2 separate regions of the Homo sapiens genome follow, and region 1 is linked to region 2. The links are chromatin contacts, found by Hi-C or POLR2A ChIA-PET in ENCODE. All regions are on one chromosome and are shown on one strand. Each heading gives the region's core, a stretch centred on a gene start or an enhancer-like site at or near the end of the contact. The rest is flanking DNA. Distances are from core to core; before and after follow the strand shown. Region 1 overlaps MPPED2 (metallophosphoesterase domain containing 2). Region 2 overlaps LOC102723403 (a long non-coding RNA gene).

Region 1 (5,301 bases), core at 1,105-3,604, 64 kb after region 2:
CAATGTGAGAAGGACTCAACCTGCTATTGATGGCTTTGAACACAGAAGAAGGAGACTAGGAGGCAACAAACGTGGGCAACCTGTAGAAGCTGGAAAAGTTACGAAAAACCCAGATCTTCCTATAGAGCCTCCAAAAAAATGCAGCCCTGCTGACACCTGGATTTTAGTCCAGTGAGACCCATGTCAGACTTCTGACCAACGTACTTGTAAGATAAATATGTGTTGTTAGAAGCTACTAAAGTTGCTGTGACTTGATAGAGCAGAAATAGAAAATTGGTACAGTACCTACAACGTCTGAGCTGCCTATAAAATGCAGGGACCTGGGAGTGGCCCTGGGCCTCAGCTGACATATGGCACATGGTCAGTCAACACAGCCACACCGCCTTGCTCAGCTAGATGCAGTGCTTTTAGAGAGGAGAAGGTAGTGCTCTCTTTCCTACCTCAATTTGCTTGGGAGGCACCTGGCATTGGAGGCCTGGGGATAATGCCAGGTAGACCCTTCTAGAGTTCAAAGAATCAGTCTTTCTCTCTCTTGTCCTTTAAGATTCCTCACCTTCAGGTTCTTAAACATTTTTATTAGAGTCTAAAATACAGCTTTTCTCATTTGGGATGCCCATCCTTCCCCTTTATTTTACAGTGACCCTCTTCTAAGGTTTGTTTTAAAAGTAAAAACAAAACAAAAAGGCAACTTCGAAACCCAATGAAAACTCAGTGAGCATTTTGGACAAAGAGAGACAGAGAAAAACAAGCAAAAGCATCTGTTTTGCTAGATTTTGAAAACAAGCTTCTGGGCCTATGGTTCTCATCTGGACGTCTAATAAAGAAGGATTTTAACAAGTCTCAAGCACACTCAGGTAGTTGTTACAACGAGGAGATCTGATTTTGCTGTCAGCGAGGATAGTGAATCTCTGAACCCACAGGACACCCAGGGGCTTCCAGAGGCAAAGGAACAGGGCTTAAATTTTTCAGTCTTTCCTGTTTTCCCTTGCAGAATTTTCTCTTAAAACCCCACAGCCATATTCCCCCAGGAAATCCTCAGTTTTATAAGTGCTCTGTAAAAGATAAGACAAACCTATGGTCTATATTTATAGAGACCCAAAATTTCATTTGGTTAATGTTAAGCTGTGACAAAATCCAGAAGTTTCCAAGTTAAGGATGAAGTTTAACAATGTCTGTCTTTTATTTCAACTCAGATCCATATGTGTATGAGAAGAAGAGCAGTTATATTCCAGGAAAAAAAAAAAAAACATTTATCATGGCCTTGATGTGCTTTTACCTAGAGCTTTTACGTAAGTTATTGGATTTAGTTCTTCACAGCAATTTTTAAGGTAGGTATTATCAGCTCTATTTTTAGTTAAAAACCTGAATATCAGGGATATCAAGTAACTTGTCCATGTTCCCAGGACCAGTAAGTAGTAGAGCCAAGATCTGAACCCAGATCTGCTGGCTCCAAAGCCTGGGTTCTTCCCTTGCACAATGCTGACCAAAACCTACTAGCACAATTTCAGTTTTTGCTCTCATATATGTAAAGTAAAAGTAAGGCTGCTCCATACAGAATCTTAGTCTGTGTACTGTACAGCTCCAAGAGGTGCCATGGAATTGTGCAACCGAGGTGGCCTTTAGTAAAAACATAGTATGATATGGCTGTTCTGGGGGCTTTCCAGTCCTCTAAATCCTCTAGGTAAGGTCTTTCCACAAGACAGTGGCAGGCAATGGAAAAAGCAGCCCACTGATGGATTCCAGAATTATCTCAGCGTGGCATAACAAATGGGGCATACAGAAGTGGGGAGATGTGTGTGCTAATTCTCATGCTGAAATTAATTCACTGGCTCACCTGAACCTTAGGTTAGCAAAAGGTCCTCACTGGTTCAGTTTCCTCACCTGAGCAATGAATGAGAGTGGACTCAATTACTGGATTTCAAGATTGCTTTTAGGTTGTAGAAATCTTACGCAGAAATGCAATGCACAAAGCAGGCAAATGCAAAGGTGGGGACTGGGAAGAAGGAACTTGGAGCCTGCTTACTCACTCAGCTCCCTCCTCCTTTCCAACCTGCACCTCTGAACACAGCTGGCCAAAGCTGGCACTTGATGATCTTTCCATATCTAAAAATCCTAATATTTTATAGTTCTGTGCAGATTATCCATGTTCTGAGTAACTGCAGTGAATTGCTCTCAGTGAATTACCTAAACTGCTTGTGAGGGACCAAGTCTAGTGTGAGAGAAATATCTACACAGAGCAGAACACTGAATGTGTCAGTGCCAATGAATAATGCTTTATCCAGTTGAGTTTCAACCTGAAACATGAAACCCCAGCAGTGAGCCCATCAGGGGTTCACTGGAAAATACGTGCACAGCCAACCTCCAGAGCCCCACAATGGGTTTTGTTGTGTAGCAATGGGGGTGAGGGGGGAAAGGAGGAGGAGGGAATCCAAGGGAACAATGTCTATTGCTTCAGCCAAAGGACTTAATAATTAGCTGTGACTAACAAATACCACATGGGAACCAACTTGTAAAAAAATGTCCCACAAAGCACCCTATTGCCAGTGGGCCAATTTGAGCCTGCAACCTCTCCCCTTCTAGGGAGAGATTAGAAAACTAGAAGGAAGGAGAGCAACTCCATCTGCCTGAAGCCACTGGACCAAAGACTCAGATGGATGGAAGCTGGGGATGCTTTCAAAGCACCCTCCCCCTTGCTCTTGAAATTGTAAGCACTTGGCCTCCCTGGGCTGAAATTCCAGGGGCAGGGGCTAAGGGAGTTAACATAGGCAGAACTTACTCCAAACAATGTCAATACAAAACAGGTTTTCTTTATGGAAGCAAGTTAGGACGAAATCGCTGAAAAGGTCATCTGTGTTTGCAGTACACAGTACGGTGGTGCAGGCAGAAGGGAGGTGCCAAGCCATAAATCCAGGGAGGCTTGGACAGGTGAATAGCAATTTACTCCCCCACAAACTTCAGTGGGGGCTGGGTGCGTCCTAGGAAAGCAGGATTTGGAAACAGGAAGTTGGTGCCTGTTATCCTCAGGTGGGCTACTCAGGGTCACAGCCCTGGTGTTACAAATCAACGTCCACAAATTTTCAATGCACAGACAGGTCCTGAGCTGGCTGCATCAAAAAGACTTGGGTTCTTATTACTATAGTCTTCTGGGCACCTTCTGCAGGGATTACAGCTTGGAAGCCTTGGGGCAGCTGTGCTCGGATTTGGCACAGAAGCTGTGAAGGGGAAAGTGCAAAGATCACATAGCACCCAGACTTTAGGAGCTGGCAGGTTGGCTGTGCCAGTTAGCGTAACGAGCACCTGCAGGCTCTTTAAAAGTTAGCCATTCTTATTTTGAAGGCAACGGTTAAGAGCATGGATTATGGAGTCAAACAGACCCAAGTTCAAGTTCCAGACTGGCCAATTATTGGCTTCTCTGGACTTCAGTTTTTACAAATAAAAACAGAATGTTTGCCTATGTGGATAAAGTGAATGAACTTTTGTAAAATTTTTGGCACAGAGGGTTAATGTACAGCTTTTAATTTACATATGATATATATTAACACATACATGTATGTGTGTGTACATATATACATACACAGAGAGAATTGCTCACATTATTTTTTTCTTCCTAGAATTTCCCAAGCCATGGTCCATCAAATCATAGACCCTCCTGCTCCAGACTTTTGAAAGTCCCCAATGCATAGGCAAGCATTTCTAGATGGCTAGACAGAGCCTGATTTCCTCTGGCTGATTACTTATTAAAAGGTACTTCCTCAGTTCACTTTTGAGTGGAAGTTTTTCAGAAAGCCATTCGCTCACTCGCTCACTTGCTCGCTCCCTCACTGGCTCAGTCTTGCATGGACAATCCTGTGGAATGCAAGAGCACAGGGCAAAACGGTTAGTCAAGGCTGCTTAGCCAGCTAGTACAGGTGGTCAGATTTTGACAAGATCTTAAATTGGGGAAGTTCAGACAAGCGGTTACTTTGGGTCCTTGGAATATTTATAATAGGGGGTGAAGAGAGGTTCACCGAAGGAATTGACAAGCTACTAATTAATGCCATCACTGCTGCCTGGCACCTCTATTAAGCAAAACTCAGAAACCGGGAGCCAATTTTCACATACGCTTTCTTTTCTAAATGGTAGCCCTTCTGAATTGCAACCTTCTTCACGCCTGGCACTCCCAGCCGCCATCGGCCCCTCTCCGACTGCACATCACACCAGGTCCAAGAGAAGCTAATTTAACCACCGCTGGTTAAAATCATACTGCACTTCACAGCGCCTTTCACATGCCATGAAGCTGTCATGATAATTCTTGATCTCTAGCTCACCTGACAGCTCAGCCCTCCCTTGACTGCAAAGCTTCCCCGTCAGTTAGAAATAGCAGTTTTCCTGGCACCAGATGTGTCATCTTGAATATCCAGATGAAAGGCAGACACCTGGCCCCTGCTCCCTCCCCTCCCTGCCTCGTTTTCCCTTCTTAGCTCTGGATTTTGTTTAGGAAGGCCATGTACCACCCCACCCCCAACTCCCAAGTCCCTCCTCTGGGCAGCCTGGAAGTTCCTCTTCTGCACAATTCAAAAGATGTCTTGCATTAGCCCACAGAGCAACTTCACACCTTGTGCAGCAAAGAGACACACACACACCAATTGACATCGCTAGGAGAGGGAAGGAAAACTTAACATCAGGGCAAGATTTCCACCCCTTTGCAGCTGCTTGGGAAGCCTGGCTAGCCCAAACCACCAGCCCAGCTGCCTCCAAAGGGTAGTGCTGGCTTCTCTCTCACCAGCTGTCTGATCCCATCTCTTCACTACGACTTTGTAGCTTGGTCTTTCGTTATGAGATCCTTGGGATGAAAAGAGATATTGTTTTGATAAAGGGCAGGCCTGGGTGAATAATGTGGTCTGTGTGTCATGGACAGGAAAGGAACAAATTGTGCCTGAGGTGGTCACCTGAGCCCCATGAGCTACTCATGGGGGCTTCTTAAACCCAGGCAGCACACGTGGACATCTTTACAAACACACCCGCTGTGTCCCTTTTTTGTAACTAATAAAGAACAAGTGTCAGCATTAAGCCTCTGTTACCGATTTTCTTTTCCTCTGCTGGAAAGGAGGTGGTGTAAGCAGAGTTTACTGTAGAAACCAAGAAACAAAAGACAACATGACCAGTTTTCGAACTTGGCGTGCTCTGAATTATTAAAAATAATCTTATAGTGTCCGCCCAGCCCTCTCAAGCATACCTGCCTTTAATCTTGTAAACAAGTTCATAGCAGGAAGGGGAATATTTTCAATCTGTTTCCTTCTACATGGCTGTAAGAAACATGAC
Region 2 (5,437 bases), core at 2,108-4,607:
CTCCATAGGGCTGCTCACAACATGGAGGCTGATCTCCCTCAGGGTGAACATGTGAGAAAGCAAAACAGGGAAGCCCAAAGCAGAAGCCACAGTACTTTGTATAATCTAATCTTGGGAGTGACATGCCATTACTTTTGCTGTGTTCTATTTATTAGAAGCAAGTCAAAATGTCTAGCCCACAACCAAAAGAGAAGAGTTTATAAGAGTGTGATATCAGGAGACAGAAATCATTGTAGCCATTTTAGAGACTGCCTAACACATGCTCCAAATGAAAATTACACCTTCAAGATGCCTAGGGTAAAATAGAGGTAAGTTTATGATTTTTCAGTTTTTAAGGAAAAGTGTTTTTTATATTAAGCATAAAGGATTATTCATCCAAAAATCATAGCTGGATGCTTGTTTGATATTTTGAAGCCACTGTGCAAAGTGGACACATATCCCAAAGGAATAGATCTGTGATTCTGCCATCCATCTCTCCCTCTCCTCAAAGCATACTAATTTCAGTTTGATTTTTTTTTTCCATCTGAAGTGAAAGTCTTGCCTTCCAGACAAAACCAGTGAATGACACTGCCTGCATGTCAGAAATTGCAACTGACATTTCAATTTTGCTTAATTTTTTTTCTTTCTTTGATAGTATTATGGTGAAAATTTACATTTGAATAAAAAGCAAATAGTGCATGTCAGAGTAAGCATCAGGGAATGTCAAATTGTTTTTTTCCAATTACAACTCTATTTCAAATAGGGTAATGAAATTAAAGGATAATTACTAGAAGCACAAAGCCAAGGTTACGATCAGAAATGGTTACCCTTTCACTTTAAGTCCTGTCTTGCTAAATAAAATATTCCTGAGGGGGAAGTTACTGTTTGCAAATAAAATACACTCATCCAGGACCACCCAAACACTTGACAATGTTGACCAAAACACCTATTTGTGCGTAAATACAAGTGTTTAAAAGAGATGAAAGGACACTAAAGGTAAGCTGCATTTTCCTTGGCTTTATCACTCTGATTAATAATGTGATAAATTAGCTGTAGGATGCAATATTAATTAACAGTATATTAGTTGCATTTTATTGCCAATAATATAACAAGCTCTGAAATAGTAGTCAGACTAAACTGCTGACACGGGCTTTTCTGCAAACTGAGCTGTAGTTTGATTTCTCATTTGTCCAAGTGAAGCATCAGCAACTGAGTAAAACCAATTACCTCAAAGCCCACCAAGCCCTCGGCAGCAACTTAGTGCATCTAAGCTTTGCCCAAATGTTATTACTTTCAAATTAGAGGCTGGTCTGAAATGGGCCATCGAAGAATTTCTACTGCTGAAAATAATTCAATATGGCAGTCCAGTTGTGGAACACTTTTCAGGGCCAAATAGAAACAAAGCTCCTTCCAATTTTGACACATCTTGAATCCATGGCTGTCCACTTCTGGAAGGCAAGCCTGGAAGTACAGAAGTCAGATATGAAAAGGGAGGCATTTTCCTGCCTTTTATGTTTATTTTTGAGATGAAGTCCTGGGATGGAGGTGGGGGACACTTTAGGAAAAAGGACCCAAGGTCAAGGATGAAAACAAATAAAGACACTCACCTAATGGGAGTTATCTCACCTCACTAGGTAAAGAGAAACTACAGCACAAGAGTTCATCAAGTACAGAGATATGTTGTTGAGTGAACACTTGGCCAAAGGTATTAAAACAAGTAGGGCAGATGCATTATAAGTACCTGAAGAAATCTCTGTTTATATTTATTCATTTGTCTCACCCATAGACCTTCACTTGCTATACTCTTTCTTCTTTCTTTCTCTTTCTTTCTTTTCTTTCTTTCTTCTTTTTCTCTCTCTCTCTGTCACACAAACATATACAAAATCACTTTCGATCCTCTTATCTTGCTTAATATCTTTCATGGAACTTATTACTATCCAAAATTAAATTTCAGACAGTTTATCCATTCATTTACTTCTCTGTTCCTGTATTCCCACCAAACTGTACACTCCATGAGGTCAGGAGGTGTGTCTGTGCACTGCAGAATAGTGCTTGGCATGTAACAGGCACAAAATTAGTTGAATCAAAGAATGAACCCATTCACTGAACTTACATTTACAAAATGCCCAATGTCTAAGTGCGAAGGATTCAAAGATGATGATAATCATAACTACCATTCACTGAAGGAGCCCTCAATGAGCTAAAAGCTTTACATACAGTATTTTATTTGAATCCCTCAACAACCCTTTGAATCATGTGTTTCTATTTTCTTTCTTTCTTTTTTGCAAATGAAGACATAGAGGCTCACAGAGACTGACTTATTACCACCAAGCTAGAAAGAGGTAAAACTATAAATTAAACCGGGTTTGTCTGGCCCTGACTCCAGGAATTGTCATATTCAAAGATTAATAAGAGACAAACATCCTCCCTGAGAACCTCAAAGTCTCATGCTTTGGATTTGAAGCATCATTGTCTTAGAGGATCCTCCTAATATTCTGTGGCTGGAGAAAGAATCTGACAATAATTCCTGGAGAACTGGAGTTGGGACATTTGCCATCCTGGGGCCTTCAGGAATGTCCTTGTCCATGGCAGGATCTGGTATGCCATGCTACTTTCCCTTTGGTGAGGTCAGATTCTGCTGTAGAGGTTTGCCAGGGCTACCCATATTCTCATATCCTTGGCTCCAGGTCTGCATATGAGCCCAGCAGCTGTCAGGGATCCTATTTACTTTTAATAAATCTAACAAATGAATGATAAATAAGTGGTGATTCGTCTGCCTCAGAAAATCCAGCAAGGGCAGGACCCAGCCAGGTGCATGGGAAGCTAAACTCTTTTCCAGCCTTCACAACTGAATTTTAAATTGCCAACACCAAGCTCCAAAGTCAGTTCAGACCCACAAAGTTTCTATGTATTTTAGAAGTCACAGAACTACCCCTCTCTCTGGTCTCTTGGAATAAAAGAAAGTTCCTCAGCCTATTCATTCCATGAATTAAAAAAAAAAAAAAGATTAAAAAAGGTCTCCTCGGTTACAATGCCATTCATATCCTTTGACCAGAAAGAGTTAGAGAAAAACTTCGGGATTGATCTGAGGGACACAGAGCCCAGGTTCCATTAAAGTGTATTAATGCCAAGGTCTGTGCAATTAGTGAAAAGTCAATTCCCATTACTAGTTAACACTATTGAATATCTGCTTTCTTTAATAAAAAGCCATGTCCAGTACAAAGAGAATAAATCAATAGGTTGGCTGCATTTAGATCTATTCTGCCTTCTTCTAAAATGCACAGAGAAACTCCCTGTCAGAGCTCCACTGTCTGTCTGCCAAGCTCAGTTTGTAAACTGGCAGCTGGCCCTGCCTTCTTTGCCTGGAATCTTTCATTAGCACTTTCTCACTTTAGCTCTCATTTCTCTCATCAGGAAAATTAAGTTTTATCCCATGCCTAAAATTCTTCTCTTTGAGCTTAATCTCGATCTGCCTCCGAATTGGACTGGTTCAGAAAACGAGCTGCAAAGCCACTGTGGCCATACATCTAAACCTCAGCCTTCGCCAAGCATCGGTTCTTCCTCAGGCCAGGAGAGTAGGGTACACACAATTTCTAACAAGGGTCCAAAGAGTCCCAAGAGCCTGAAAGACTTTTCTCCTCCAGAGATACCCTTTGCGTTCTTTTACATCTGGTAACCTTCCTTGCTGCCAAGGAGCTGGAATGTTCCAGATCCTTAACTGTGAAGAGCAAAAGAAGGATACACCTGTCCGGTGAAGTTTGCAAGCCCTCCCAATTCTCAGCACCACATGCAGAAGAAGGATGCATTCACCTCCTGTCTGTGGAGGCTGCCTTTCTGTAGCTAAGCCCATCTATTTATCTTCTTTGGTGCGGACCACTAAAAGGAGAAAGCTGTTTAGACACTATCTTCATTATAATGCTTGGTTTATTAAAGACTAAAAGGATACTTTGATTCCCACTGTACATATAAGTTACTCATAAGTTGGAAAATTGTGTTTCCGTGAAAGCAAATTACTGTACCTTAAATTATTTCATTAACCAGAATGCTCAGTCTTTGATGGGAAAAGGAGGATTGATATAATTTTACTTTAGTTCAGGTTTACTATGCAGAATTATTTGACATTCTTCTTTAATCCTTTGGTCCTTATTCCGCATCCTCTCTCCCTTCTCAGAGTGTGTGTTTGGTGGGGTGGGTAGGTTTGGTGGTGATATTGGTTTGGGTCATGGTTTCGGTAGATGAATAGATTTGGAATTGCATTCTTTTCAGGACTCAGCAAATTGGTGTGTATCGTTCTGGGTTTTTTCAATTGGTTCAAGTCTACTATTTCTCCACTTAAGCAGGTTGAAATATCTAATGAAACAAGCACTGCTAGAACCAAATCTGTTTATTCCTGTTGCTGAGATCCTTTCATGCCACTTTCCATGGCCCCATTTCTGGTCCAGAGGCCTGGTCTGCCATTAGAGAGAATCACAAACCAGGCCCTACACTGTGAAACCAACGAATGATCCCCAGTACTGTCATGGATGTTTCTTGAAGCCACTGGAGTCGTCCACTGTGGTCGGAGAACTCAGGGAGGGAACCTTCTGCATTGCTTCCCAGAGCAGCTGTGGGGTGACAGTAACAGGCAAACAGTGGAAATGCACACCATCCTAATACAAGGGTGGAAAGTGTTCAGTTGTGAAGAGGCATTTATGTTTACACAAACAGCCAGTTTTTCCTCACATTCAAAGTTACAGAGTTGGACAAGGCAGGCTCACGAGGTGACAAAGAAAAATTTAACTAATCAGGCAGGCTATCCCCAAGTGTTCCAATGGCATGGATGATTCTGCCAAAGGGACTAACTGATGAACAGGTAGCTGGGTGAGGAGACTGCAGATCTTTGTCATCCCAAGCAGATGAAGGTTCCCCACTTGATCAGAGGCAGTGATTGAATTCCCATTTGGGGATCCCACAAAGAAATGGATTGACATTGTCAAGCAATTAATCCAAGGTGAAGTACGATTTAAAAAAATTGGGAAATGAATAAATGCAGTCCCAAGCAATCTACCTGTGTGACACTGATGCAGGAAAATTGCCTTTGAAGAGGTTGGCAGTTGTCTTTGGTCCTTTAGCAAATCCTTCCACGATAACTCTGAAATGAATAGAAGGAGCAGAATTGGATTAAACAATTTTAAATTTTACTTTCACAAAACATAAACAAGGTTTAAAATTTTGAAATTCACAGAATCGCCTCGAATGTCACAAACCTTATGAAGCACCAAGGAGCTAATCCCTCTTATCTTTAAGACTGGGATCAAGGATTTTTTTCCACTCTGTAGGAGCTCCTGAGAACCAACTTTTGCAAAAGAGTCAAGTTGCCAAGCCAGAGCTGGCAGAAGAGTTGCTCCATAAAGTGAGAACAGAATGGAATGCACTCTCACCTTTGAGTTCAAGTGCATGTTGAGATTTTTATCTGAAA

The links. Hi-C counts contacts between places; a loop is a spot of excess contacts on that map. ChIA-PET counts read pairs that join two places held with the same protein, here RNA polymerase II (POLR2A). Pooled maps may share reads with other maps.
Region 1: a loop to region 2 is called in a map of Right ventricle myocardium inferior, with 3 times the contacts of the local background. The contact joins two enhancer-like sites. A Hi-C loop is called at or near these places in 1 of 168 maps with a recorded cell type or tissue (Right ventricle myocardium inferior), 1 of 37 single-sample maps with no recorded cell type and 3 of 50 pooled maps. POLR2A ChIA-PET finds 5 or more read pairs at or near these places in 2 of 52 experiments (CD4-positive, alpha-beta T cell and WTC11).

What each region holds. Positions count from the first base shown.
Region 1 is chr11:30,420,242-30,425,542 of GRCh38, forward strand. The region is part of intron 4 of MPPED2 (metallophosphoesterase domain containing 2); the gene reads right to left. Among named protein-coding and RNA genes, the nearest start is that of ARL14EP, 100 kb to the left of the region's middle. RefSeq lists an enhancer at 2,662-3,162. Within about 2 kb of position 2,355, at least 4 of the 41 ENCODE cell types and tissues checked have a DNase peak (open chromatin) inside an H3K27ac peak, as active enhancers do.
Region 2 is chr11:30,355,462-30,360,898 of GRCh38, forward strand. It overlaps LOC102723403 (a long non-coding RNA gene), which reads right to left. Exons shown (of 4, transcript XR_001748162.1): 3 at 5,027-5,110; 4 at 1-1,440. Among named protein-coding and RNA genes, the nearest start is that of ARL14EP, 35 kb to the left of the region's middle. Within about 2 kb of position 3,358, at least 2 of the 41 ENCODE cell types and tissues checked have a DNase peak (open chromatin) inside an H3K27ac peak, as active enhancers do.